5 separate regions of the Homo sapiens genome follow, and all the other regions are linked to region 4. A link is a contact called in ENCODE Hi-C data. All regions are on one chromosome and are shown on one strand. The core of a region is the stretch at or near the end of the contact, and the rest is flanking DNA. Distances in the headings are between cores, read along the strand shown.

Evidence for each region. Hi-C counts contacts between places; a loop is a spot of excess contacts on that map. Pooled maps may share reads with other maps.
Region 1: a pooled map shows a loop between it and region 4 (7-fold over the local background). The contact joins the promoter of ALG6 here to the promoter of SRSF11 in region 4. A Hi-C loop is called at or near these places in 3 of 50 pooled maps.
Region 2: a loop to region 4 is called in a pooled map, with 6 times the contacts of the local background. The contact joins the promoter of USP33 here to the promoter of SRSF11 in region 4. A Hi-C loop is called at or near these places in 4 of 50 pooled maps.
Region 3: a loop to region 4 is called in a pooled map, with 8 times the contacts of the local background. The contact joins the promoter of MIGA1 here to the promoter of SRSF11 in region 4. A Hi-C loop is called at or near these places in 4 of 50 pooled maps.
Region 5: a loop to region 4 is called in a pooled map, with 6 times the contacts of the local background. The contact joins the enhancer-like site here to the promoter of SRSF11 in region 4. A Hi-C loop is called at or near these places in 5 of 50 pooled maps.

Annotation. Positions count from the first base shown.
Region 1 is chr1:63,365,805-63,371,203 of GRCh38, reverse strand. It overlaps ALG6 (ALG6 alpha-1,3-glucosyltransferase), which reads right to left and starts at 3,577. Exons shown (of 15, transcript NM_013339.4): 1 at 3,517-3,577; 2 at 145-433. The coding sequence starts at 226. RefSeq lists enhancers at 3,008-3,117, 3,978-4,117 and a silencer at 3,298-3,777.
Region 2 is chr1:77,758,225-77,763,798 of GRCh38, reverse strand. USP33 (ubiquitin specific peptidase 33) reads left to right here and starts at 3,947. Exons shown (of 24, transcript NM_201624.3): 1 at 3,947-4,156. RefSeq lists a silencer at 3,758-4,037.
Region 3 is chr1:77,777,629-77,782,934 of GRCh38, reverse strand. MIGA1 (mitoguardin 1) reads right to left here and starts at 3,286. Exons shown (of 16, transcript NM_001416120.1): 1 at 3,199-3,286. It also overlaps the pseudogene RNA5SP21. RefSeq lists an enhancer at 3,310-3,399.
Region 4 is chr1:70,219,107-70,224,350 of GRCh38, reverse strand. It overlaps SRSF11 (serine and arginine rich splicing factor 11), which reads right to left and starts at 2,971. Exons shown (of 12, transcript NM_001350605.2): 1 at 2,512-2,971. The coding sequence starts at 2,714. RefSeq lists a silencer at 2,587-2,636 and an enhancer at 2,532-3,077.
Region 5 is chr1:65,062,255-65,067,714 of GRCh38, reverse strand. It overlaps a transcript of JAK1 not described here. Among named protein-coding and RNA genes, the nearest start is that of MIR101-1, 6.5 kb to the right of the region's middle. RefSeq lists a silencer at 241-840. Within about 2 kb of position 2,997, at least 3 of the 41 ENCODE cell types and tissues checked have a DNase peak (open chromatin) inside an H3K27ac peak, as active enhancers do.

The DNA.
Region 1 (5,399 bases), core at 2,328-4,827, 6.9 Mb after region 4:
GACATTTAAATGTATTTTCTCAACCATATCAAAAAGGCCTGAAATTCTTCTCTGTACTGGTCAGAAAATGGTAAACTTTTCCCCAAACAAACACCTATTCAAAGGAAAATTTCGTTTTTTTTTTAACCAGTAAAAATGTATTACCTGAATAAGAATTAAGAGACACTGTCCATCGTACTGTTAGTCCTATTAAAACCACTACTGTCATCAAGTACCATTTCTCCATAGTTCTTCAAATTTAGGGAGGGGAAGAAAACACAGCACCAGTGCCAGAGTACTTTTAAAACGTGGTCAATCACTTCTTTTCTTGTTCAGAGAAATGTTATCACTTCTTGAAATGTTATCGATTCTTCGCAATTAGGAGTTTGAGAGAATTTTAATGATGCTTGGTTTCCAAATAGTCAAAACTTGATTATGTCTATGTAGAAGTATCCTAAGGGGAAAAAAAAAGATATCAAGATTCAGCTGAGTACAGTACCTACAACAATGAACCCAGTAAACCAAGTAGAAGGATAGAGAATTCGAGGGGAGGGGTAGTGGGAAGGAATGTGAAGGAAACGTGGTATTTTAAGTTCCTTATTCCCTAGTCCTTTAGTTGGGAATATACATCAAAAGGTGGATCTCCCTATTAAATGGGACTCAATACATCTAAAGATATAGTAAAGATTTACTCTCACAAGGGAATATTTCTGAGAAAAGAAAAACAACACATATGTAGATAATGACACAGTCAATTCTATTTAGAACACATTCACCTACAGGTAAATATAAAACCACAACCGTAGACAAAGGCATGATTTATCTTTGGTACAGCGAGAAAGAGGAATCTTGTCTTTGTATTTAGTTTGGGAAAGTCTTCCAATAAACAATTTATCTAGTTTGGTTTTTACTTTTCTTCCAAAATATACTTGCATTAACCACACCAACTTTCCATCTTAGAGAAATGAGCCTTTTTAAGAATCATTAAGAATAATCCCAAATCGTGAGAAAAAAATACAAAAGCAGTAAAACTCAATTAACCACTTACTTTTTTTTTTTTTTTACAGTTTTCCTTAGGTTGGGGTTTTAAAGTAAGAAGCAAATTGATGCCGGTTGCGGTGGCTCACGCCTGTAATCCCAGCACTTTGGGAAGCCGAGGTGGGCAGATCACCTGAGGTCAGGAGTTCAAGACCAGCCTGACCAACATGGTGAAACCCCATCTCTACTAAAAATACAAAATTAGCCAGGTATGGTGGCGCTCGCCTGTGATCCCAGCTATTTGGAAGGCTGAGGCAGGAGAATCGCTTCAACCCAGGAGGTGAAGGTTGCAGTGAGCCGAGATCGCACCATTGCACTCCAGCCTGGGCAACAAGAGCGAAACTCCATCTCAAACAAAAAAAAATAAAAAGCAAATCGACAAAATTGACATTTTCCTCTTCTCTTTGAAAAATGTTGGACCATTTTAACCACAGGATACACTTTAAATATATTCAGAAAATATAATAAATCAACTAAAAAATTTAGGGCAAAATTGGTACATTCCACCTAATGATCTAAAATTATTTTATTTTATTTGTTTTTTTTTCTTTTTTTTTGAGATGGAGCTTTGCTCTTGTTGCCCAGGCTGGAGTACAATGGCACAATATCGGCTCACCGCAACCTCTGCCTCCTGGGTTCAAGCGATTGTCTTCCCTCAGCCTCCCAGGTAGTTGGGATTACAGGCACCCACCACCACGCCTGGCTAATTTTTGTATTGTTAGTAGAGACGGGGTTTCACCAGATTGGCCAGGCTGATCTTGAACTCCTGACCTCAGGTGATCCACCCTCCTTGGTCTCCCAAAGTGCTGGGATTACAGGCGTGAGCCACTGCACCCGGCCCTAATTATTTTCTTATTTAAAATAAAAACATCACGGGATAACTCCAGAACTGATTGGAATGGCTAATCTTTTGTCATTGATGCCAAATCTCAAATCATCCCCTCAGAAAGATCATCCCTGACTATCCTACTAAAGCTTCCTCCCCTTACTGTTTGTATCATTACCTTCAATTTGCTTCCTAATTCTTTTCACTAACAGGATTTGTATTTTCACATGACATGGTGCAATCTCACACACATAATTTTCAGTATAAATGCTGGACACCAAAGAATACATATCATATGGTTCCATGAAAGGTTCATAAATAGGCAAAACTAATCTATGGTGTTAAAAATCAGGAAAGAGGTTACCTTTGGGGAGGAAAGAAGGGATGGTGGTTGGGAGGGGTGCCCAGAGAGGTGTTCTGAAATGCTGTGAATCTTCCTTCTTGATTTGAGTAGTGGTTAGGAAATGTGTTGACTTTAGGATAAATTAACAAGTTACAACTTATAATTTGCGTACAGTATTTTTCTATATGGTATATTCCAATTTAAAAAGCATAAAAGGGGCTGGGCGCAGTGGTTCACCCCTGTAATCCCAGCACTTTGGGAGGCCGAGGCAGGTGGATCACCTGAGGTCAGGAGTTCGAGACCAGCCTGGTCAACATGGTGAAACCCCATCTCTACTAAAAATACAAAAATTAGCTGGGCGTGGTGGTGCGTTCCTGTAATCCCAGCTACTCGTGAGGCTGAGGCAGGAAAATCGCTCGAACCCGGGAGGCAGAGGTTGCAGTGAGCCAAGATCGTGCCACTGCACTCCAGCCTGGGCGACAGAGCAAGACTCTGTCTCAATTAAAAAAAAAAAAAGTGTAAAAGGAAATTACTTGGATGTGTTGACTAAAGGCTCCCTGTGAGCAGGGATCCTCCTGTCTTAGTCGTTGCTCTCTGTTCCCCACTTGTAGAACAGTGTTAGCAGAAGGCAGGTACCCAAGAAGTATTTGCTGAATGGAGCTGTGTGCGTCTGTGTGTACGAAGCGGGGAGGTACCCTAATTTTACTGAGCCCTGTGTGGTTAAAGATATTATGCGAGGCTTTTAACGACTCTCTTCTGCTTAAACCAGAAAAAGGGTTATTTGCGACTTTTTCCACCTGTAAATCAGAAAACAGTAATTTTCTAACCCATCCACTGGCCACGAAGTTGCTAGGCAGGCAGTAGATGCGCTTTTCGTCCTCCTTTGCCCTGACGGTGCATCTCGACAAATGCCAAGCCCGCCGTCCCCATCCCAGAACCGACTTTGCTCCTTTTAGTCTGAAAGGTCCTTCCACCGCAGTGGACACAACACCGGGGAGTGCAGCTATCCCGGGCGTGTATATGGGGCGAAAGGGATCCCTTCTCGCGTTTCTCCGCCCCTCCTCTTGAGGGCCAGGCCCTCAGAACCGCAAGGACAAGGGTGCCAGGACCGCCCCAGCCTGCAAGTGCCACCACTATCACCGCGTCCCCTCACCCGACCCACAAGCGACCCTGCAGGAAGGGCTGGGGAGGCCTCGCGTCGCGTCCCTGGGAGTGGAGCGGAGCTGGGAGACGGGTCGCCAGCTCTGCGCCGGCTCGTGGCGCGTCCGAGCCCCCGGCACCTCCCCACACTGGCCTGGGGTCCGGAACCTCCGGGATCCCATGCTCTTACCCCGCCGCCCGCCGGCCGCTGGGATTCGCGCCTGCCGTGGGTCCCAGGAAGGCGCATGCGCGCTCGCCCCCGCGGCGGACTGCCCCTCCGGCCTTCCGCCTCCGTGTGCCCGCGCACCACCCGCGCGCCCGGTGCGGGAGCGAGCCCGTCGAGCGTGAGGGGAGGGGCGGGCAACCTGGCCTGGACAGGAGGCGGCCGGCTTAGGAGGCGGGGCAAGAGCCGATGGAACCCGAGAGGTCCCCAGCCCCGGGTTAGGCTAGGGGCAGGTGGAAAGCCCCTTGCTCTTCTTTCCTGGGATCGTGGCCAAGGCCGGAGCGGCTGCTTAGCCAACGGATTCCTGTCAGGGGCGGGCCCTGGCTTGCTGCACTGAGCAGAGAGCCTTGGCCGGTCCTCACCACCTCTGGGCCTGTGCCCTCGAGGAGCCAGAAAGCCAACCTGCTTCACTTTCTTCTAGCCACATGCCTGCGAAGAAGAAGACTGGGCAGCCCCCTAAAGTAAGAAACATTGAACATCCAACCATTTGCGAGAGCCTGTGCGTTGTGCAAAAGGACAGCCCTGCCCTCGAGTAGCCACTACACGTGCCCCAGCGGGCAGCTTGAATCACCTGGTCCCAAACTTGCCAAAAATACCTATCTAGTAAGTTAGTAAGACCTGCACACTTTTCCTTTTGCATTGATCCCTTCCTTTCCAGTTCCACTATTTCCATCTCAGTCTAGGCTTCTGTCCAATCACGCATGGACGGCTGTGATGATTTTTACTTGCCTTCCTTTGTTCAGAGAGTGCCCTCATTCCCCACTTCTGAATCTTGCCATTCTACGTAAGCCAACCCCTATAATTTGTAAGTGTTAGCAAATATTTGGCTAGGACTATGGCTTTCTACTGAGTCTGAATAACTTCTCTCTGGGCCTCAGTTTCTTCAACTGTGAAAGAAATCAGTAGGGCTAGGTGAACTTCCAGGTCTAAAATATGATTATATCTAAAAGACCATCAGCACTGGGAATATGGAGAAATATGGCAGGTCCCTGCCCTCAAGGCATTTAATTCTCATTGGAAAGACATTTTTATGCATAAAAGGATAAAAAGCTATAGAAGGAAACACATACTAAATGTTACATTACTTACATATGCACTAAGCACTGTAGGAGTTAGGAGAAGAGGGTTCACTGTAAACTGCAAACCATCAGGAAATGCTTTTCCTGGAGGAGTCAGCTGAGCTTTGAAGGAAAGCCTGGCTGGATAAGCCCAGAGAATGAGAGTAAGAATCTAGACAAAGGAAATGGTTCAAGCCAAATATTGTGGCAGCTGAAAAGTGTAGAACATTTCCTCTAGTTTAGGTGGTGGGTGATGAAGCTGGAAAGGACTGGTAATTGTAGAGAGCCTTGAATACCAGGCTATGGTGTCTGGAATGTATCCAGTGATCAGTAAGGGGCTATTAAATGACTTTTAGCAGGGAGTCAAGTATACAGTACAGTTACAGTGTTAGAGAAAACTTAAAGTGGTGAAAATGGATCAGATGAATCAGAGGGAGACTATAGCAGTCCACGCATGATTAGACAAGGGCTTGGACTGAGATGGCAATAGTGGAACTGCAAAGGGAGAGATCAATGCAAGAAGAAACATGTACAGGTCTTTTTTTTTTTTTTCTGAGACGCAGTTTCGCTCTTGTTCTCTTGTTGCCCAGGCTGGGGAGCAATGGCACGATCTCGGCTCACCACAACCTCCACCTCCCGGGTTCAAGCAATTCTCCTGCCTCAGCCTCCCGAGTAGCTGGGATTACAGGCATGCACCACCACACCTGGCTAATTTTGTATGTTTAGTAGACATAGGGTTTCTCTGTGTTGGTCAGGCTAGTCTCGAACTCCTGACCTCAGGTGATCTGCCTG
Region 2 (5,574 bases), core at 2,698-5,197, 7.5 Mb before region 4:
TTTAATTATGTGACAGTGAGCGGAAAAGCAAAAATGCTTTGCCTAAGATTTGTTTTAAAATATATTTTTCTTTTCTTTCTTTCTTTTTTTTTTGTTCTTGTTTTTGTTTTTTGAGAGACAGGGTCTCACTCCTATTGCCCAGGCTGGAGAGGGGTGGCACAGTCATGGCTCATGACAGTCTTAATTTCCTGGGCTCAAGTGATTCTCTCACCTCACCCTCCATAGTAGCTGGGACTACAGGCATGATCCACCATGCCCGGCTAATTGTTGCAATTTTTTGTAGAGACAGGGTTTCGCCATGTTGCCCAGGCTGGTCTTGAACTCTGGTCTCAAGCAGCCGCAGCTTTCCAAAGTGTTGGGATTACAGGCATGAGCTACTGCGCCCTGCCCAGAAACATATTTTATTTTACTTTGAGACAGAGTTTTGCTCTTGTTGCCCAGGCTGGAATGCAGTGGTGCCATCTCAGCTCACTGCAACCTCCGCCGCCCGGGTTCAAGCGATTCTCCTGCCTCAGCCTCCCGAGTAGCTGGGATTATAGGTACCTGCACCACACCCAGCTAATTTTTGTATTTTTGATAGAGATGGAGTTTCATCATGTTGGCCAGGCTGGTCTCGAACTCCTGATCTCAGGTGATCCGCCCAACTCGGCCTTCCAAAGTGCTGGGATTACAGACGTGAGCCACTGGGCCCGGCCCAAAGACATATTTTAAAGCCCCAGCTTAAATCAGAGTTTCTCAATAGTGGCATTAATGATGTCTGGGACTCTCTTGTAATATCAATGCAAAGGAATGTTACTAATTCTTTCTCCCACCAATCCTCTTCAGAAATATTGCCAACTATCCACTCAGGGGACAAAACCACCCCCAGTTGAGTGCCAACAAGTTTTTGAGTCCTTCAATGCTAGGCTCTGGGAATATTGTGAATAAGATAAATACTCACTGCTCCCATTGAGGAGTTCAGGAGAGACAGGCAAAAAATTAAGTATACCAAAAAATTTAAGATAATTACAAATTATAATACATTCTCTAAAGGAAGCAAGCAGGATGCTGAAACCGGAAATAATGGGGTAAAGAGTTCTGTATTAAACAGAGAATATCTAGGTAGGAGTTAGCCAGGTGAAGGAAGGATAGAGGTTGGGAGTATCTGTAAAATTGTCTCTAAGGAAACAGCATTTACAAAGCTTTATTTAGTCTCAGGTACATAAGCACCAAAATGTATATTTTCTACGTTGCTATTTTTTACTTGCCATTACTCAGTTACAAAAATGAGAAGGTATTTGTTTTTGATAGGACCATTCAATTGTCTTCCTCCCTCCCTGTTTGTATCTCTCCTTCTTTTCTTCTTTTTCTTCCTACTCTTCATTTCTTCTTTTTTCTCCCTTTCATTAGAAGAGACTTCTTTTCTTCTTTTTCTTCCTACTCTTCATTTCTTCTTTTTTCTCCCTTTCATTAGAAGAGACTTCAGTACCTGGCCTGATGCACAACTCTAAGTCATACTATTTACATTATATTCTCCATGAACGGCACCTCTAGAATTCTGTTCCAGAATCAGTATGACTCAGCTGGGTGTCCACACACCCTCTAGAATTCTACTCCAGAATCAGTGACTCAGCTGGGTGTCCACACTTTGGAATGTATAATCTATTCTCTCAAGGGGAAGTTGATTGATTTATTTCCTAATGATAGTGTTCTTCCTTATAAGCCATTATAAGCCATCAGGAGATATTGTTTGAAGAAAAGTAAAAGATAAGCAATCTGGACTGTGGGATGAAAGGATAAACACCCAAGGGTGGGAGGCAGGAATTCACGGAAGTTAAAAGTGGGAGAGGTATTACATTATATTCTATCAGAGTGAGTTTGTTTTGTGAGAACTTGTCCACTGCAAGGACTTCACTTGGTGTCCACCTGAGAAGTACTTGCCTACTATTATCTACGCACTAGTCTCAAACTCCCGATCTCAGGTGATCTGCCCTGCTGGGCCTCCCAAAGTGCTGGGATTACAGGCATGAGCCACCGCACCTGGTGATCTTGAACAGCCTTGTCAGTTGTCTTCCTTGCATTGACACTGCCCTAGAACTCCTCCAGGACAGGTAAGCCCAGAGAGAACCTTGGTTACTAAGCAGGATGGTGGTGGGACTTGGAGGCTGAATTGAATTTGCTAGGACACTGTAAGAACAGAATACCCCTGATACATTTTCAATAGAAGAATTTCTGGGGAAGTGACTTTTGTCTATTTTTCTATTTGGTCGCCTGTTTTTTTAAAAATTGATTTCTGGAAATACATATGGAGTTGAGCCCCTTTTCAATTATATGTATTTCAAATAAATTCTATTTGCTGGCCTAACTTTTCTTCTCTCTCTGTCTCTCTTCTTTTTTTTTCTTCTGTAGATCTCCTCTGTGGACAGCTTTTTTTTTTTTTTTTTTTTTTTTTGAGACAGGGTCCTCCTCTGTTGCCCAGGCTGGAGTTCAGTGGCTCTATCTTGGCTCACTGCAACCTCTGCCTCCTGGGTTCAAGTAATTCTCCTGCCTCAGCCTCCTGAGTGGCTGGGATTACAGGCACGCGCCACCACACCTGGCTAATTTTTGTATTTTTCGTAGAGATGGGGGTTTCACCATGTTGGTCAGGCTGGTCTTGAACTCCTGACCTCAGGTAATCCACCCGCCTTGGCCTCCCAAAATGCTGGGATTACAGGTGTGAGGCTCTGTGCCCGGCTGGAGACAACTTTTCATCTCCTAACGGCATCTTTTTTTTTTTTTCCCAGAGAATATCTCACTTTGTCACCCAGGCTGAAGTGCAGTGGCACAATCATGGCTCACTGCAACCTCAAACTCCTGGTCTCAAGTGATCCTCCACTCTTAGCCTCTTGAGTAGCTGGGACTACAGGTGCCTGTCACCATGCCTGGCGAATTTTTGTATTTTTAGTAGAAATGGGGTTTCGCCATGTTGCCCAGGCTAGTCTCGAACTCAAGTGATTCACCCGCCTCGGCCTCCCAAAGTGCTGGGATTACAGGCATGAACCATGGCGCCTGCCTGTGAAACTTCTATTCTGTGAAATTTCTATTCTCCTCAGTGAACCGAGGATAGGCAATCATTTGTGGTGCAAATTGAGGCCTGAGTGTCAATCCCTACCTAGAATTTTGTATCATGGTTAATTTATTTCATTTTTACCATAAAAATAAGTAGAAGCTTTTATATTTTCTACCTATTCCAATGGAGACTGAGCATCTTGCATGATACTTTGGTACATGCTCCCATTTTGGAGACCAAAAAGTCAGATGTCATGAGACAGATTGAAACTGGCAATTTTAACAATTTTTTATTAATATAACCTTTTTTATTCATAGATTTGAACCTCAATCGAGTGCATTTTAACAGTTACATAATTAGAAGGCAGGACTCCTTCCATGCTCCAGGCATTAAGCAGATACTAAGGTTTCAATAAATATTTGATTTGATCCTCTTGATTTTAGCCTAAGGAGAAAATGGTGAGATAAATTTCTTCTTTGCATAGGTGGAAAAGGGAAACATAATTGCTTTCAGAGAATCTAGGTCCTAAGAAGTTGGGGGAAGAAAGATGAAAGGAGGAAATACAATGTTGAATTGGGATAAGTTAAGTCTAATATTTCTTTGCTCAAGTTTGGAAACCTGAGGCCCTTCAGTGGCCAGCCTTAATGCAGTTTTTGTAATGCATCGAGACAAGACCTTATAATGGTCGTAGTGTGTGACTGTGAAAGAGAAGGAGAAAACATGTGAAAAACGAAAAAAAAAAAGCTCACAGCCTCAAACTGCTGCACATACCCTGTACAGTTAGTTTGCAGTCAGAGTAGGGAGCCGGCCTGGGTCCCCGCACCTGGGCCTGGCTCCCGTGGCCCCGCCCCTGGGGCGGGCTCCCATCGAGGCTCCGCCCCCACCTCCCCTATCGCCGGAGACGCCTGCGGCGGCCCCGGAGACACCGGAAGGAGCCGCGGCTGCTGCGGGAAGTGGCCAGTTCAGGAGGCGGACCCCCCGAGGGCAGCGCTGCGGGGCCGTTTTCCGGCCCTCCTGACGCGACACTGCCCCTCTCCGAGAGCTGAGAAGGAAAAGAGGAGCTTGCGGAGGTGCGGCTGCAGGCCGTTGTTGGTCGAGCTGGCGGGTCCCGCGGGCCAGGCCGTGGAGGTGAGCGCGGCGCTGCTGGGAGGGGCGCGGGGCCCAAGGGCGTTTCGCTCGCGTCCGGGGTCCGGTCTCTGTTCTCGCTTCCGCGCGCTGGGGTTGCGGCCGCTGCAGCAGCCTCTTTTTCTTGGTCCTGGGTGGCGGCGGGTTCGCGGGCGGGAAGAAGGCCTTGGCCCCTCGGTGCTCTGCGTTGCAGAGATAATCTAGTGGTCGCCCTGTCAACGGTCGGTGGAGGATGGGAACCGGTCGTTGATTTGAGGAAGGGTCCTCAGGGGTTCTTCCCTGGAAGCGGGAGGTGCAGGTGAGCCCGAGAAGCGGGGGCTCTGCTCCCTTCCTCGGTCTCCCCACTCAGGCTTGCCAGTCCCTCTCAGTGGGTGACTGAAAGCCCTGCAGCGCGCCGGCTCCTGGGTTCTGGTTTCGCTTTTCGGCGCTGTTGAGGGGGCCGGCCCCGTTGTTTGTTGTTGTGAACGGAAAAACCGAGGTGTCATCGTCCCTGGAATTTTTCTTCGACCAATGTTTGATCTTGACTGAGAGGTTACCCCTTACCTTCTGTCCATCTGCAGCCTTTGTTTGGATGAAAGATCCATAGTGTGTGGTTTCCCAGACCTTTACTTATATTTCTCGTATACAAAACGCTCTTCATTTGAATATTTACAGGGTTTTACGTTGAGCTCTTGGACGATGAGATTTTCCTGGGTGTTTTGCACTCAAGTACCGTTGGAGTTTACATTCTCATAGAATCAGTATTAGGCCTGGAAAATTGAGCCAGAGGGTGAAATTCTGGCAGGAGCATAGACTTAAATTGAAGGTGAATTTTACCGTAACGATCTCTAGGCCTTTTGCTTAATAACTATGTGGATGTAGAGAATTTTTAAGTTTAATCAGATTATTTTTCCTTTAAGAAAAACGTGTTACAAAAAGTAACAAGGCCGTCCTAGTTCCGTTTTTCCTACTGTCTTATTTGGAAAGGTCTGACCAAGTCACATTATCGTCATAGGCTATTTGATTTGAGCATAATACAAATATTGTTAGTGAATTCATACTATTATAAATAAGAGAGAAAATAGGAATCTTAAAGACAATGCTAGTTTTATGAAAAAATAATAGAAATAGTTACACAATGCTAGGAGCTTTGTATTATTTCATTACTTTGGCAGGATTGAAAGAAAGGTCAGGGCTGGGCACGGTGGCTCACGCCTGTAATCCCAGCACTCTGGGAGGCCGACGATCACGAGGTCAGGAGATCGAGACCATCCTGGGTAATACGGTGAAACCCCGTCTGTACTAAAAATTACAAAAAATTAGCCGGGCATGGTGGCAGGTGCCTGTAGTCCCAGCTACTTGGGAGGCTGAGGCAGGAGAATGGCGTGAATCCGGGAGGCAGAGCTTGCAATGAGCCGAGATCATGCCACTGCACTCCAGCC
Region 3 (5,306 bases), core at 2,037-4,536, 7.6 Mb before region 4:
TCTGGTTACATAAAAATTTAACACTTTTTAGGGAGTAATTTAAAATTTACTTCTCATTCATTTGGTTTCCTTCATATAACTGCGGGGGTGAGAGTAGGTGGCAGGCAGGTTGCTGAATGGAATCTGGAACAGAATCTTGGGGCTAGAACCTCAGAGTTCACTGACTGAACTCCAGAACTCACGCATTTATTCTCCTATTGTCTCATTTTAAAGATCTTCAAAGAAATGCCACATATATGCTATATGATTTTGGTATAGTTTTAATGCGTATTATTTCTCTTAAACAAAAAAAGAAAAGTCAGATGAGTACAGAGAAGCAGTTGACACACAAAGAGAGGTCATTAAGGCAGTGGTTCAGGGTCTGGGTCTCTGCTTTATAGAGCCAGAAACGTAATTTTACCACTGTACCCAGTTGAACACATGTTAAACAAATTTACATGGTATTGATGCATAAATCACTTTACAAGTTTATCTATTTATAATAAAGAAATAAACGATCTAGTGTACATATTCTATCAAAACATACCATCCCTGAAATAAAAGACCATAGGAAGCTGAACTAATAAGTCAAAAATGTTGCCTGATGAGTGCAAAAATCAAGAGTCCTGAGGAATATTTCATTCAGGCCAAGAAAACGCCTAAGCATTATCTCTAATGCACAAGAGAATGGGCTTCTCTAATAACCACAATGTTTATGTCTACCAAATTTATTATTTCTTTTATTTGGGTAGTGCTGTATATTACATAACAGAATATAAAAATTACCAGCAATCCCTCTATAAAAGTTTATTTGCGGCTGGGCACAGTGAGTGGCTCATGCCTGAGCACTTTGGGAGTGACTTTGGGAGGCCGAGATGGGTGGATTGCTTGAGTCCATGAACCCAGGAGTTCGAGACCAGCCTGGGAAACATGGTGAAACCCTGCCTACACCAAAAAAAAAAAAAATTATTTGCTACACTTTTTTAGGCCCTTCATTTCTGCATACATTTCTATGTTCTCTTTTTCTATACTCCAATAGACTATCCCCTTCTGTTAATACCCACCTGTTTTCAGACAAGTGTCAAAACCACTGATTAAGTAGTGGTTTCCTTTAAAATCAAACACAGCAATACCTCTTAGGGTGGGTTACTACTACTGATGCTTCCCTTAATCCTTACTAGGGATACAGCAGTATAAACTTAATCCCCCCTACCAGTGTTCTAAGTACAACTTTTAGATTCAGTATAGTTAGTTCTACTTGACATACATTTATTTCAGTCAACAACCTGTGATAGAGACATATGATTAAAAAGTACAGAGGAAACCATGAACAGTTAAGAAAGTGAAAAATGGTCCTCTGGAGAATAAGACAAGGGATATAGAAAAGCTGGGCAAAGAATGACTGCTTTTCCTTATAAGTCTGTTTGTAATACTTGATTTTTAAAAACCTGCCTACATGTATTACTTTTTTAATATTACTACAGTAAAAAGGAAGTGGGGGGAAGCTCATTTATTCTTCCCCCTCCCTAAATATTAACACATTTTATTTTGAGAAACATTTTTACTAATTAGATTCTGGATCATTAAGCAATCTATGCTACTGCATTTAAAAAACGTATTGAGTAATTCACCCAAAGTAATTTTCCCTATAATGGAGCATTCCAAATTTTTAAGCAGAATAGAAAGAAAATAAAGCAAACACTTTAATTGGCTGCAGAGATATTCTTAAAAGATTATGACAAACCTCGGCCAGGCGTGGTGGCTCACGCCTGTAATCCCAGCATTTTGGGAGGCCGAGGTGGGTGGATCAGTTGAGGTCAAGAGTTCAAGACCAGCCTGGCCAATATAGCGAAACCCCATCTCTACTACAAATACAAAAAAATTAGCCAGGAGTGATGTCGGGCGCCTGTAATCCCAGCTACTCGGAAGGCTGAGGTAGGAGAACTTCTAGAACCCTAGGGGCGGAGGTTGCAGTGAGCAGAGATCACGCCATTGCACTCCAGCCTGGGCGACAGAGCCAGACTCCGCCTCAAAAAAAAAAAAAAAAGAAAAAAGAAAAAATATTATGACAAACCTCTATTTTTGCATTCTAACTACCTCATTCTTTTTCATTTAATATTACTGAGGAAGTTGATTCCAAACCTAATCATTATTCATTGAAAAACTAAAGAAAAAAAAACAAAAAACTAGTCATTTCATTTGCTTTCAGAAGCATAATAAAAATAAACATGAAGGGGGTTTCATGATTATTCAAATTTATAGACGGAATCTATAAAACATAACCAAAAATATTGTCCTGTGTGATATTACTTGCTCCTCTACATTCCAACTACTGGGGAATTAAAAATAAGTGTCATAAACAGTTTCTTAGACATCTTAAAATTCTATCCTGCAACTTTGACTTTATAATCCAACAGGAAGGAAAGTCTGAAGTATCAAAAAGAAAATTGACGTGAAGCACAAATCTATATAACCTAACTCTGACACTTTGAACAGAGCAAACATGTTTAGCTGCAATAACAACAACAATAAAACAACAATAATAAAGGTTTCAAAGTCCTGTGCAAAAACAAGCTGAGTCTTCCCTCTGGAAAATAGATAATTTAACAACTTTACAGAAGGACCTGACACCACAATACTCCCGTGCTAAATTATTCTCTTAAAGCACCTGCAAAGCAGAGTAATCTTTCACATCCAAAAGCCACTCCCTGCTCAAAACCACCCGCATCCAAGCCGAACCTGAGACCTCACCAGCTGCCCTACCTCCAGCGCGCTCTCCCCCGACCCCACAGCAGCCCCTCGCGGAGCTCTCCTCTGCTGTCTTCCTTTTTCTTTGCCAAGAACACCAGAAAAGGGGGTCCCTCCAGCTCGGCCGTCCAGACCCTTCCTCTGGCTCAGAGCAGTGGCGAGCCCATCCCAATTCCGCGCTTCCTTTGCAGGCCTCCCTCTGGCGTGGGGACCCTCCTGCTTTCCTATGCAAGTACTAACCAGGCCCGACCCTGCTTAGCTTCTGAGATGAGACGAGGTCGGGGGTGTTCAGGGTGGCACGGCCGTAGACCCTCTGGCTTTCCGCCGCTCCACCTGGCACTCCGAGAGCTAACGCCAGCGATGGAGTCCGCGCCACCCCTGCCCCGAGGCCTCTGCCCCAACTGCGTGGCCGCTCAACTCTCCGCTTCCTCCCGCCCGCCTCTCCACCCCACCCCGCCCCTGGCCCTGTACCTGGAGCTCCAGGCCAGGTACAGCTGGCCTGCCCACGCCAGCTTCCCAGCTGATGCCTGGCGCTGAGCAGCAGTCTGACATGGAGAAGGCGGAGTCCTTCCGGGGTCAGGAGTGCGAAGGTGGAGAGAAAGTGGAGGGGGCCTTCCAGGCTTTCTGCGTGAGGGACTACGTGTGAAGCAGCTCCCGCCATTTTTGTTTAGGGTAGAGGCTCCTTCCTCGTCAAGTGGATGCAAAAACTATATTCGAAGAATTGCATCCTTTTACAAACCGGTAAAAAAAAAAAAAAAAAACTAGTATTGTAGTTCGTAACCTGTCGGGGGATCTAGAACGGTTGTCAATCTGGTAAAAATTATGGAGGGTTTCCCCTGGAAAAAAAAAAATGTGTATACACATGCTCATTACATTAAAGAAAAAAAAGTTACACAATTTCAAAACCCTGAAAACAAGATTAAGAACTTCTACCACAGGCCCTCAGCCCTCAGATGAATGAGTGTTAAGAGGCATTCCAATCCGGTATAGATGATGCATTTATTATTGATTTCATGTCCTCTTTACCTTTTTTTCTGTGTTTCCCACTGAATTAGGCAACCGAAGAATATTGAATGTGGCAATTTATTGGCAGAGTAGTCACCTCTCTCAGGTTCTAATACATAGTAAACTAATAGGGGGCCGGGTTAGGAAAAAATAACAACAACAAAACCCAAGGTACTGTTTCTACGTTCAGTCTTCAGTCAAAACATTCCATCAGAACTGCAGATTTAGGCGGGGCACGGTGGCTGAAGCCTGTAATCCCAGCACTTTGGCGGGCCAAGGCGGGCAGATCACTTGAGGTCAGGAGTTCAAGACCAGCCTGGCCAACATGGCGAAACCCCATCTCTACTAAAAGTACAAAAATTAGCCAGGCACCTGCCTGTAATCCCAGCTACTCGGGAGGCTGAGGCAGGAAAATCGCTTGAACCCGGGAGGCGGAGGTTGTGTGAGCCCAGATAGTGCTACTGCACCCCAACCTGGGTGACTAGAGTGAGACTCTGTCTCAAAACAAAAAACAAAACAAAACAAAACAAAACAAAAAAACTGCAGATTTAAGAATTCCAGTTGCTGAGCATATTTGTGGTGAAAAGCCAAAATAATTCTGTTTTCAAAATTCCCATTTAACCAAATGGAAAATAGAATAGTAGTACCAATTTATGATATTATTAGATTAATAATAACTAACGATCCACAGACTGGGTTTTATGTGAAAATATTTTGCACTTATAGGGTAAATGGAGCTCTTGAGACTTGAAGAACCTGAAATTTGTAAGGCTATTTTCATTTATTTTCCCAATTTCCTCCTCTTTCCCATTTCCCACAGCTTCCAAACATTCAACGTAATGAGAATAGCAGTAATGATGATGACTACCACTCAACACAACTTTCCTGAGACCATATTATCTCCTTAATTCCACAATAAACATTATGAGAAAAATAGTATTACACGGTGGGTACAGAGTTTATTCTTTAGCATGAGAATAAGATATGTCACATTTAGGCCAAGTGAGGTGGCTCACATCTGTAATCCCAACACTTTGTGGGGCCGATGAGGGAGGATCCCTTGAGGTAAGAAGTTCGAGATTAGCCTGGGCAATAGCAAGACCCTCATTTCTACAAAATAATAATAAAATATATAAAATAGAAATATCACATTTAATTTATGTTTATAAACCAAATGTAATTTGCTGTAAGCCTCCCTTCTTCTGGTTTGGCAGAGTACTGCACTCAATCTTAGCCATTATTGGATATATTAGTTAACATATTCGCTACAAGTAAAAGAAAACCAAACAAGTAGTGGTTTAAACCAGAAGGACAGGGGACTCAATGTCTTCTGATATTGGAGACAAGGAAAAAAAAATTGGAGCCTGGATTAATTCTGAAGGCCAGTACCTCCCCCAGATAACCAAGCCATCGTGTAATGCTCACTAAACCAGAGAATGGAGTTCATGGAGTACTACCAGTTGTTTCTTCTGTACAAGTACTGCAATACATGCTACAGCAACCATTAATGAATTTAGGGGATCCTATCTGCATAATATCAAAACAAAACTGTGAAGTCAGACTGCCTGGGTTTG
Region 4 (5,244 bases), core at 1,722-4,221:
CATCGGAAAAATAAAAGTAGTTAAGCATGTCACAGATATGTCTAGGGGAAAAAGAGTTACAGGTGCATGTCACTGCCTTCTTGGGGGAAATCATATAGTTTTCCCTCAGTATCCATGGTTTCAGGACTCCCTGCAGATAACAAAATCCACAGATGCTCAAGTCTCTTATATAACATGATGCAGGGAGGGGGAAGAGGTGGAGGAAAAATAAAATCATGGCATATTACCTGTGCACATCCTCTTGCATACTTTAAATCTCGTGATTACTTATAATACCTAATACAATGTAAATAGTTGCTATACTGTACTGTTTAGGGAATGACAAGAAAAAAGTCTGTACATGTTCAGTACAGACGTTCTCTCCTTATATTTTCAATTCACAGTGGGCTGAATCCATGGATGTGGAACCCAGAGATGAAGAAGGCCAACTGTGTAGATAATAGTTACAATCAGGTGACCTGTTCACAACAGATAGAATTTTATGTAATCTGAGCCATTCAATGTTATGAATAAATATTTTTGGAATGATGAACCCTGTGGACCACTGGGAACTATATGCAACTTGTGCCAGTCAGATTAGTGTATTGAAACTTATAGTTAAAAAAACAAAATGCAACATCAAGTAAATAAAAGTAGCCATCTACATTACTGATCAAATGTAGAAGGCCACTAATAACATTTAACTTATTGTAACCTTGTACATTTTAAAAGACAAAATGATCTTGTATGTGGGAAGATAAATGAAGGAGTCAGAGTAAAAATGTGTCAATTTATCTCTCTTTCTCCCAATACTGGGAAGGGAGTCCTTTTAATGCAGAATATCCCAGATCATATAGTTGAGGGAGACATTCTCAAGCACACACTAGCTGTCCTGGTTATGAAGGAACTATTCATTTGATTACAAAACAAAAAGACTCTGGTCCATCACAACTTCCTCTAGTATACTGGTCATGCATTAGGTAAAAGATGAACCAGTATAATGCCTACATCTCTCTTACCTTTTTTCTAAATGCATCATAAAACTGCCTTCAGAGAATAAACAGCATTTAAAAGTCAGCAACCATAACAAAATTTTTAACTTGTAGGATTGGAAAGAATTGTAGTAATTCGAATACCTCAAATATCTCACTAATAAAACTATTAAAATCATCCAATGTATCACTATTTTCTGCTATTTTACTGTTCATTAATTTTACAAGCTTAAAACAGTAAGTCTTGAGAAAACTGAACAACAGCAAAGCATCTATTTTTGTATGTTCATGTTATGAAAGCTATTTGTCTTTCATTACCAAATCAAGTATCTGTCAAAATAACAGGAATAAAGATTTACGTGTTTGTTCCCAGAACTCCACGTCATGCAAACTAAGTAAATCCTCTCTCCACATGTACATTTCCCTAAAAATTAGAAACATACCAATTTGAAAACACCAATAATCTTGTGAAAGTATTTTAAGTGGAAAGTGATGAAATATGCTAATACTTAACAAATATCTCATTATGATAAACTTTTGTCAATTATTTTATTGAGCAGAAAGTTAATGGTTACACGTACCATAACAGTAGATTCTTAGAGGATTCCAATTTCCTGTTTAGTATTTAAGTGACATCATAAAATTCTCAATATATGATATTTACTGATAATGACATTTGAATTGTCACTTCTCCACCAATAAGTCTTCCAAAAAGCACAAGACTATTATTATTATTCCAATTGTCTGTTTTAGTAGTACACTTTATCTTACTTCTTAGCTTCTTTGAACTATTTTTTCTTTACAATTCATCCACTTAATATTCTTGCGATAGAAATAATTTTCAAAATAAAAGTGAGACAAAAAGGATAAAAAGTCATACACTCTAATTCAAATTTCAACATTTATAAAAATCCTTCTCAAGAACAACTGTGAAATATCACAAATCTGTATATTATTCAAACAAAGGAAAATCTCTGGTTTATAACCCGTTTTTTGACATTATACAAATTAAGTAATCAGGCTCACACTAAACTAAGCGTCTGTCAAAAAGAATATGATCTTTGAATTATATTGCTGGGCCAGAACCACATAACAGCAATAACAATAAGTGAACAACCTACAAAGTTTAACACCAAATTAACACAGGCATGAATAATTTTGTTACCTTTCTTCCAAGAACGCAAAGAACAAATACTCAGTTTTTTAAAAAAGGGATTTAACCTATATACGACGTACAGACTGCGGTTAGTCTTGCGTTAAGTCCCCAAAGCCAAACGACCACGTTGGCACAATTTAAGGCGGAAAAAAAAAATTTCCCGAGAATAACAGCCAGTGTTTCCTAATTCCAAAAAGCCCTGGCCCTGCCTCTCTGCATTTTTTTGTAGGCCTGGAACACAACCGTCTTAAGTAAATCCACCAGCCACCAGCCACTCAAGCAGCCTGGCCCGGGGAAGCAGCGACAGGGGCCTAAGGAAATTGTGTGTGTTAGGCCCAGGCTGAGGCGGCGTTAGCAGGAACAGTGATGGTGGACGATACTCACTCCGGCGGGAAGAGGCGCAGTTCGTCGATCTTGCCTAGGAAACCGAAGAGAGTCCGCATCTGCTCAGAGCTAGCGCTCGGGGAGACATTAGTCACCTGGATTACCTCGGTGCCGCCGCCTCCGCCGCCACCACCACCTCCGCCACCGGGCCCGCCGCTGGGGCCCGGACCTGCAGTGCTGGGGACGACGGTAGTGTTGCTCATGGCGCTGCTCGGGTTCTCGCTCCTGCTTTAACACATCAAACACACAACAAACAGTGAGAAGGAGGGGGAAGAGGAACCGGATTGCGGGAGAGAGGAGGGTGTCCGATGCTACAGCCTCTGCTACTGCTGCCGATGCCGCCGCCGCCGCCGCCGTTTCTCCGCCCCGCCGCACGCCGCGGGGGAGGGGATGAGAGCGCGCGAGCTCGAGACCACGAGAAAACAAACGGCCGCCCCACCTCGCCTCCAACCACGACACTAGCGGGCCCGAGCTCCCACAATGCTTTGCGGCGCAGGGCGCGTCAGCGTCGGCTCCACCCCGCGCAGGCCCAGCAGCCGTCGCCTGCAGCCCGAGAAATGAGAGGCACCGGGGTCTAGAGAAAGGTGTTATCCACCTTCGTCTCTCGTTTTATTCTTCTTTTTCTTCTCTCTTTTTTTTTTGGAAGAGCGAAGAGGCACGTATAAACTTTTTTTTTAAAAAAAGCATTCATCCTCCTGCAAAAGTCACTTCAGCAACTCTTCTTATTAAATACTGCTCACGATGTCTTTATATACTGATAATCATCTACAGAGCTATCCGATTACTAATGATATTTAAACCCAAGCTAAGATGCCACCCCACCACCACCAGTATAAAATGTCCCGAAATTTTCAATGTACATGAATTTTGGTAACATTAAATCTGTAACTAATTTGTTTTGTCACTAAAACTTTCAGAAAAGATATATTTTAATATTACACTTATTAATAAGCGTTTTGTACATTCATTCACAATGGATGACTTTTTTTTTTGAGACAGAGTCGCCCTGTCGCCCAGGCTGGAGTGCAGTGGCACCATCTTGGCTCGCTGCAACCTCCACTTCCCCTGTTCAAGCCATTCTCCTACCTAGGCCTCGGGAGTAGCTGGGATTACAGGCGCCTGCCACGACGCCAGGCTAAGTTTTGTATTTTTAGTAGACATGGGGTTTCACCATGTTGGCCAGGCTGGTCTCCAACTCCTGACCTCTGGTGATCCACCCGCCTTGGCCTCCCAAAGTTCTGGGATTACAGGCGCGTGAGCCACTGCACCCAGCCAATTCCACAATAGCTGACTTTGGAAACACAGTTTATAGTACTTAAATATATTCAAGTATATATTTCTAAAGAAAATACTGCAATTTCTCAAGAAAAACTTGTTTCACATACATATTCTTGCTTAAAATAATTTTGAAGCTTTTGACTATTAAAAAAATCCTTGCTTTTGTTTTCAACCTCATCTGAACTATTCTCTCAACTGCATCCAGTGTGTAGTCCAGTGACTTGTAGTGCCCCAAACATGACAAAAACCATAATGTCTCTGTGCCGATACACAAGTTATTAATAACATCACTCATCTTATCTGTCATCTTCTGTAGAGCATTCCTTCCCTCACTGCTATGACTTCTGCAAGCTGTTAGGGCTTCCTCTTTTCTGCTAAGTAACAGAAGATACATGTATTTATTATTGACATGTATCACTCAAAGTTGTGAGCTTCCTGGGTCAGTCCAGAACCTGGCACAATGTCTGTCACACAGTCAGTCCCAATGAATGTGCTGGACACACGCACAAATATACCTTAATGACAATGGCATTTAAGACAGTTCACTAAATAATTCACTTGACCTTGAATGTTTTTAGAGGTAAAAGTTTTAGATGTTTTGGAGGTAAAAACAAACAAACAAACTTGAAGCCTTACAGAGTATCTACATTAGTGAATACCTCTTGGCACAATGCAGTCAAGATGCAATATGTGAGAGATTAGAGCACAAGGTTATTGAGATTTGGGTGTAGAGCCAACTGGCTAAGTGACTTTCACTAGTGCTTATACAGAAAATGGATGGGTTGACTGAATGTGAGCCTCAGCAAAATTACAAATTATGGCCTTCATAGAAATCAACTAACATTAGCTAGAGCCAAGACTTTTCAGAATTTTAAAGAAAAGCATATAGCTGTCCCTCAGTATCTGTGGGGGATTGGTTCCAGGACCCTCCCACAAATACCAGAACCAGAGGATGCTCAAATCCCCTATGTAAAATGGTGTTGTGTAATAAAGCATTTGATCTGTATCCATGGGTTCCATGTATGTGGATTCAACCAACCTGGGACTGAAAATATTTGGAAAAAAATTGATGGTCTAAACATGTACAGACTTTTTATTTCTTGTCTAACAACTATTTACACAGCATTTACATTGTATTATTATTAGTATAGAGATGATTTAAAATATTTGGGAGGATGTGCACAGATTATATACAAACGCTATCCTATTTTACATAAAGAATTTGAGCATCTGTGTATTTTGATATCCTCTGGGGTCCTGGTATCAATTCCCCATGAATACTCACCTCAGGACTGGTACAACTGTATTTGCATATAATGTAAGCACATACCCTCATACTCTTGAGTAACCCTTATCTAAAATGCTTGGGACCATAAGTGTTTTGGATTTTGGATTTTTAAAAAAGATTTTGGAATATCTGCATTATATTCACTGATTTAGCATCCCTAATCCTAA
Region 5 (5,460 bases), core at 1,748-4,247, 5.2 Mb after region 4:
GAAAAATGGCGACGGTCACGTTGTGGCGAGCCTTGCTGCGTCATTAGATAATCCTCATGCAAATAGCGGGAAGAACAAAGGAAGGGGAGCCCGGGACCCCCGGGGGCGCAGGTGGGTGTGGGGGCGGCGGCCGGGCGCGGGGGCGGCGGGGCGCGCGGGGCCGAGCGCCCGCGGGAGGCGGGCTGCGTGGGGCGTGCGGCCGCGCGAGGCTCGGGGCGCAGAGTGTGGACGTCCGAGTGCGCGCCCGTGCGCCGCCGTGGAGCGCTGGCTGCTGCGCTCCCGGCCCCGTCTCGCGGCGCGTCGGAGCCGGCCTGGGGACGCGGGAAGCCGTGGGGCGCACAGAGCGGCTCCGGCGAGGCTGGCCGCGGCGCACACGCACACGCAGCCGTGGGGCTCGGCCCGCTAGGCATCCGCACTGGGGTCTGGGGGCGGGCCAGGCGGCGCCGGGGGCCGAGGGCGCGCCACTGCCCAGCGCCTAGCGCCTGCCTTCAGCCTCCTCCGGGGACCGCACGCAGTTCGCCACCTCGGGGTAGGCGGCGGAGCGCGGGGGCGGCGGCGCGGGGCGGGCCGGGCCGGGCCTCCGCACTCCGGGACCGACTGCGAGGGTGTTGCCGGACTGGGTTTGTTGTTGTTAGCGCGTGCGTGTGTTTTTCCCGAGGGGTAGCGGGGCGACCTCGCCCATGGGCATTTCCGCGGTTTTGCGCGGCCCTCGCTGGGGTGTCAGTGGCAACGCGGGGAGCCCCGGGCGCCTGGCTCGGCCCCCGGAGGGGAGCGGCGCGGAGGGGCGGGGTGTGTGTGTAAATGTTGCGCACTCGCTTTTCCCCCGCCCCCGCCCGCGTCCAGGGTGCTGGCGTGGGTCCCTTGCCGTCCGGCGGCGACTGTAAATAGAGCCTGGATGTTGTTTACATGAAGGATCCGGCGGGAGGAGTCTAAGAGGAGGAGGCGGCGGTGCCGGAGGAGGAGGAGGAGGGAGGGAGAAGAGAGGAAGACCGGAGTCCCCGCGGCGGCGGCGGTCCGGAGAGAGGGCGAGCCCCGCGCGGCGCCGGGGACCGGGCGCTACCACGAGGCCGGGACGCTGGAGTCTGGGGTAGGAGGGAGAACGGGCACGGGGCGGGAAGAGGGGTCCGTCAGTGGCATTTTTAGCTTGCACCCTGCCACGCAGATTCTCCCCGGCCGGAGGGGAGGAGGGTGGAGGGAGGGCGGGGAAGCCTCGGTTTCTCTGCACGTTCGGGAACGCCTTCTCCCCCTTCATTCTCCCATTCCCAGTGTTTTCCCGCTTCTCCCCGGGCTCACCTGTTTATTTCCATCAGCTAGAGCTCGTGGTTTTTTAATATAGGCATGAGAGTCTGTTTCTTTTATTAGAAACATTATTGGGGAGAGGGGTGCTTTGCTGTAATTTGTGCTGGTCCAGGTCGGTTTTCAGGAAGGGGGAGGGGACTTGGCGGAGACGCCGGCTCCTGGCCGCAGCTGACCCCAGGGCTTCTCCCTGCCTTCCTGTGCGAGGAATTCTTTCCCTCACTCTGCTACCCGCACGCCAGCTGCCACCTTCCTGGAGAAAGACCACACCTGTGCTTATCCCTGCTTTGAAGGAGAGGTGAGCTGAGAAACCAGGGAATCCCCTGCTCTCCAGGGTTCTTAGTTAGTCCTCTCCGCAATCCCAGCATTGGCCAAAAATTGCTGCTTTCACCTGCTGATTTAATTTGGCATGTCTGTCCCCAGCCCCCCTTTCCCCCGGCAAGTTGTGATCTGCAGATGTTTTGGGATTTTCTCTTCCCTCTGGACCTGTCCCCCACCAACCAGCAAATAGCTCCTGGGCCTAGGTTGAGGGAGAGAGAGAAGTGACCCCCTTTGGCCAGTGCGCTGTTTTTTATTCCCCTCTGGGTCTTCTAATGGAATCTGCTGTCCCTCCGTAGCCCCCTTTATTTTCCCCTTAAGCTTAACCCAGAGCCAGGCCTAAGCAGCCTGTCTCTGGCTTTCTTTCCCCAGGCCCCACCCTGGCCCCTTTTGCTTTTCCAGCGCCAAAAAAAACGCCTCCCAAGCAGAAGACACACCCAGCCCAAGTCTAACCATTCCAAAAGGGAGGAAAACACAGAGGAAGAGCAGGGACCCAAGGGTCTCCTGTCCTGAATATTCCAACAGCGTTTCCCTCTAAAAGCCTCCTAGCTTTATAATCCCTTTATTCTGCTTACCAGTCGACCCTCCCCTCCTCTTTGCCCCTTGTTCTGTGATAGATATTTGGGGAGAGGGGTGGAGAAAGAGGTTGTCACCCTCTGTTCCTTACAGTGAGGCATTTTTCTTTTTCTCAGTCTTTTCATTTATTAGATGTTTAGCATGTAAAATATGTAAATCTGTTTGCAGGCTTATTTGAACTTGTTTTCTTGCTGGCTAAGGAATAGCTGATATTCTATAAAGGGAAGGAGGGGGGAAAAGATCAAAAGTAACACTCTGAGTTTTCCCCATTTGAGCATCCCCAGAGTTGCCAGAGAAGACCCTCCTATAAAAACCAACAGTCTCCCTTCCATGACATCACCACCTAAGCCCTTCCAACTTTAGCTTCAGAACAGGAAGAAGGCTCAAAATAGAACTACCTTAGGAATCCAGCTCCTTGAAAAGATCAACTTTTAAATCAGCTGCAGGAGGAACACAATGAACTTTGACATGGGGAGTGAGAAGGGAGAGAAGACTGTATAGTGTTCATAATTGGTTCCTTTGAGGGAGGGTTGGGGGATACTTACCGTGTATTTCAGAAAAGCTTTCCTCTAGAGTTGGGTACCTAGACCACTGAATGATAAATAGGATGGTTCAAGATTCATTTATTGAATTATTCATAAGTTTTTGTACGTCAACAATAACAAGCACGTTTCAGAATATGAATTAAAGAGGGGCCTCTCTGCAGAATCTGCTCTAGATAGAGAAGGTTGTTTCAGGAAGCTAGGAGGGCACTTGAAGACAGAGAACCTGAGGATGCAGTGACAGCTGCTGTGAGTATGTAAGTTGAGAGGCTCATAAACAATAATTGTGATAAACAATAATTGTAACTTTTGTAGGTGACTGATACCCTGGACAAAGAAGTAAGGATGTCAGGATTTTCCACCTCTACCTTGGAAATTAACTTCTTGTCTTTGAATCTCACTCAGTGTCTCCATTCAGTCCCTGAATTGAGATATGCTTTCCTCTCTGAGCTAAAATACTCAGTCTTTTGGAAGGGCTACCTAATAAACGATAATCACTGAAGTGTTGACAACTTAAAGATTGGAAGTGGAGCAGAAAATACTTGGTATAATTTGAGCACTTGGTGGGTGCTGTAAGATGACTTTCTGGTTGATGGGGTAACATCTTTTACTCTGGTTCGGGTTTAAAAGAATCCAGGTGACAGAGACAGGATACCTGCCCTAATATGGTAGCCACTAGCCACGTGGCTATTAACCACCTGAAATATGGCTAGGGTGAGGAAGAGCTCAATTTTAAATTTTATTTAATTTTAGACTTTGATAACTTGATTTAGTTATTGGAAAGCTTATTTATATTTGGAAACATACTTGAGCTTACGCATCTACTTTTGAAACTAAGTGTTTTGAAATCCAAACGCAAATTAAGTATTTTGATGAAAATTTAGAATTGGGATATGTAAGTGCAAAGTAATCTTCAGATTTCAAAGAATGCAAAAAAAGTAGAATAGCCCATTAATTTTATGTTGATTCCATGTTCAGATGATAATATTTTAGATATATTGGGTTAAATGAATATGCTATTAATTCCACCTGTTTATTAGTGTGGCTACTAGAGAATTAAAAATTACATGTGTAGCTTGCATTATATACTTCATTGGACAGCTCAGGCCTGCATTACTCCTTTTCATCTATGAATTAATTTCTTTTCTTTTTTTCTTTCTTTTTTTTTTTTTTTTTTTGAGATAGAGTCTCTCTCTGTCTTCCAGGCTGGAGTGCAGTGACGCGATCTTGGCTCACTGCAACCTCCACCTCCCAGGTTCAAGCGATCCTCTTGTCTCAGCCTCCAGAGTAGCTGGGACTACAGGTGTGTGCCACCACGCCCGGCAGATTTTTTGTATTTTTAGTAGAGATGGGGTTTCCCCACGTTGGCCAGGCTGGTCTTGAACTCCTAAGCTCGGGTGATCCATCCGCCTTGGCCTCCCAAACTGCTGGGATTACAGGCATGAGCCACTGTGCCTAGCCCCATGGATTAATTTCAAAAGTGGTGACTGTATGAAATATTGTTATTTCATGTTTGTGTTTCTATTTTCCACTGCTGTGTTCCATGTGATGATTGGGGACCCCAAGTATTACATTATTACTGTTATATTAGGGAGATTAGTGTAAAAGTCCAGGGTTCTAGAACGGCTAGCAGGGGTGTCATGGGAAAATTGGGATACCCACATACCCGGCTATTGCTGCTTTTGTAAAAGGATCCTGAACATAGCAAAAGGTACCGGAAAACAATGTGTGGCAAAGTAACAATTGTGACACCTGGTGGCATTTTAGTGATTCTACTCATCTGTCACTCACTTCCATTTATTTTTTCTTTGCTTCATCTACTTTCTGTCCCCCTCCCCACCAAATCACGGCTCCACTCGTGGCATTTGGGCCCACAAGGCTGCTGACTCCTTTCCTCCAAAAAAAGTACAATGCTAACGTGAATAGAGGTAGTGCTGTCTTTGGGTTTTGTTTTGTCTAATGAGATTCAGAAATTGCACTGGAAGGAACTTAGGAGCTATTCGGTGCTATCCCTTTATTTTATAGATGACAAACTGCCAAACACCTCACCTAAGACCATATAGACAGAGACTGGAATTAAACATACTCTTGTTGATAACTGTTTAGAGGCTCCCTGAGAAATGGAGAGGTTCATCAATTAATCAATCAATCAAGTATCTGTTGAGCTAGCATTTTGTGGAAATGACCACTAAGTGTTGTGAAGGGACATGAGTAAAACAGTTTCTGACTTTTTTAGAAAGAGTCCTGTTGACTTGAGGAAATAAGATATAAACAGCACCAAATTAAATTGCAGTATACAACACAGCACTTAATGAGTGCAGTGCCACTGTGGCATGTGTTACTAGTTAGTAGAAATGTGTTCATTTTACAGATGTAGGAATAGAAGCTTCGAGAAGGGTGGAACCTGCAGGGAAGTGGAGTGTAATTGTGTTCCTGGAACAGCCCAAGGCTGTAGAATTGGAGGTCATTGCAAGTCTTTGGTATTGGCTCCTTTAGCTGTCCATTAAGGGAATTTGAAAATCTGAGACCCAGCATTTTCAAATGGCAGTGCTGTAGTAATAAGGCAATCATAGATTAATTGGAGACCATCAGGGTTTTTAGAGATGTTTAGCCAGGGGTGGATCATTCCGAAGTTAGCTGGCATATAAAACTGACTTGTGAGCAAACCATAAAATCTAAAATCCGGGGGGTGAGAGTGGTGAAATGTGATGTAGAGCAAAATCAGAAA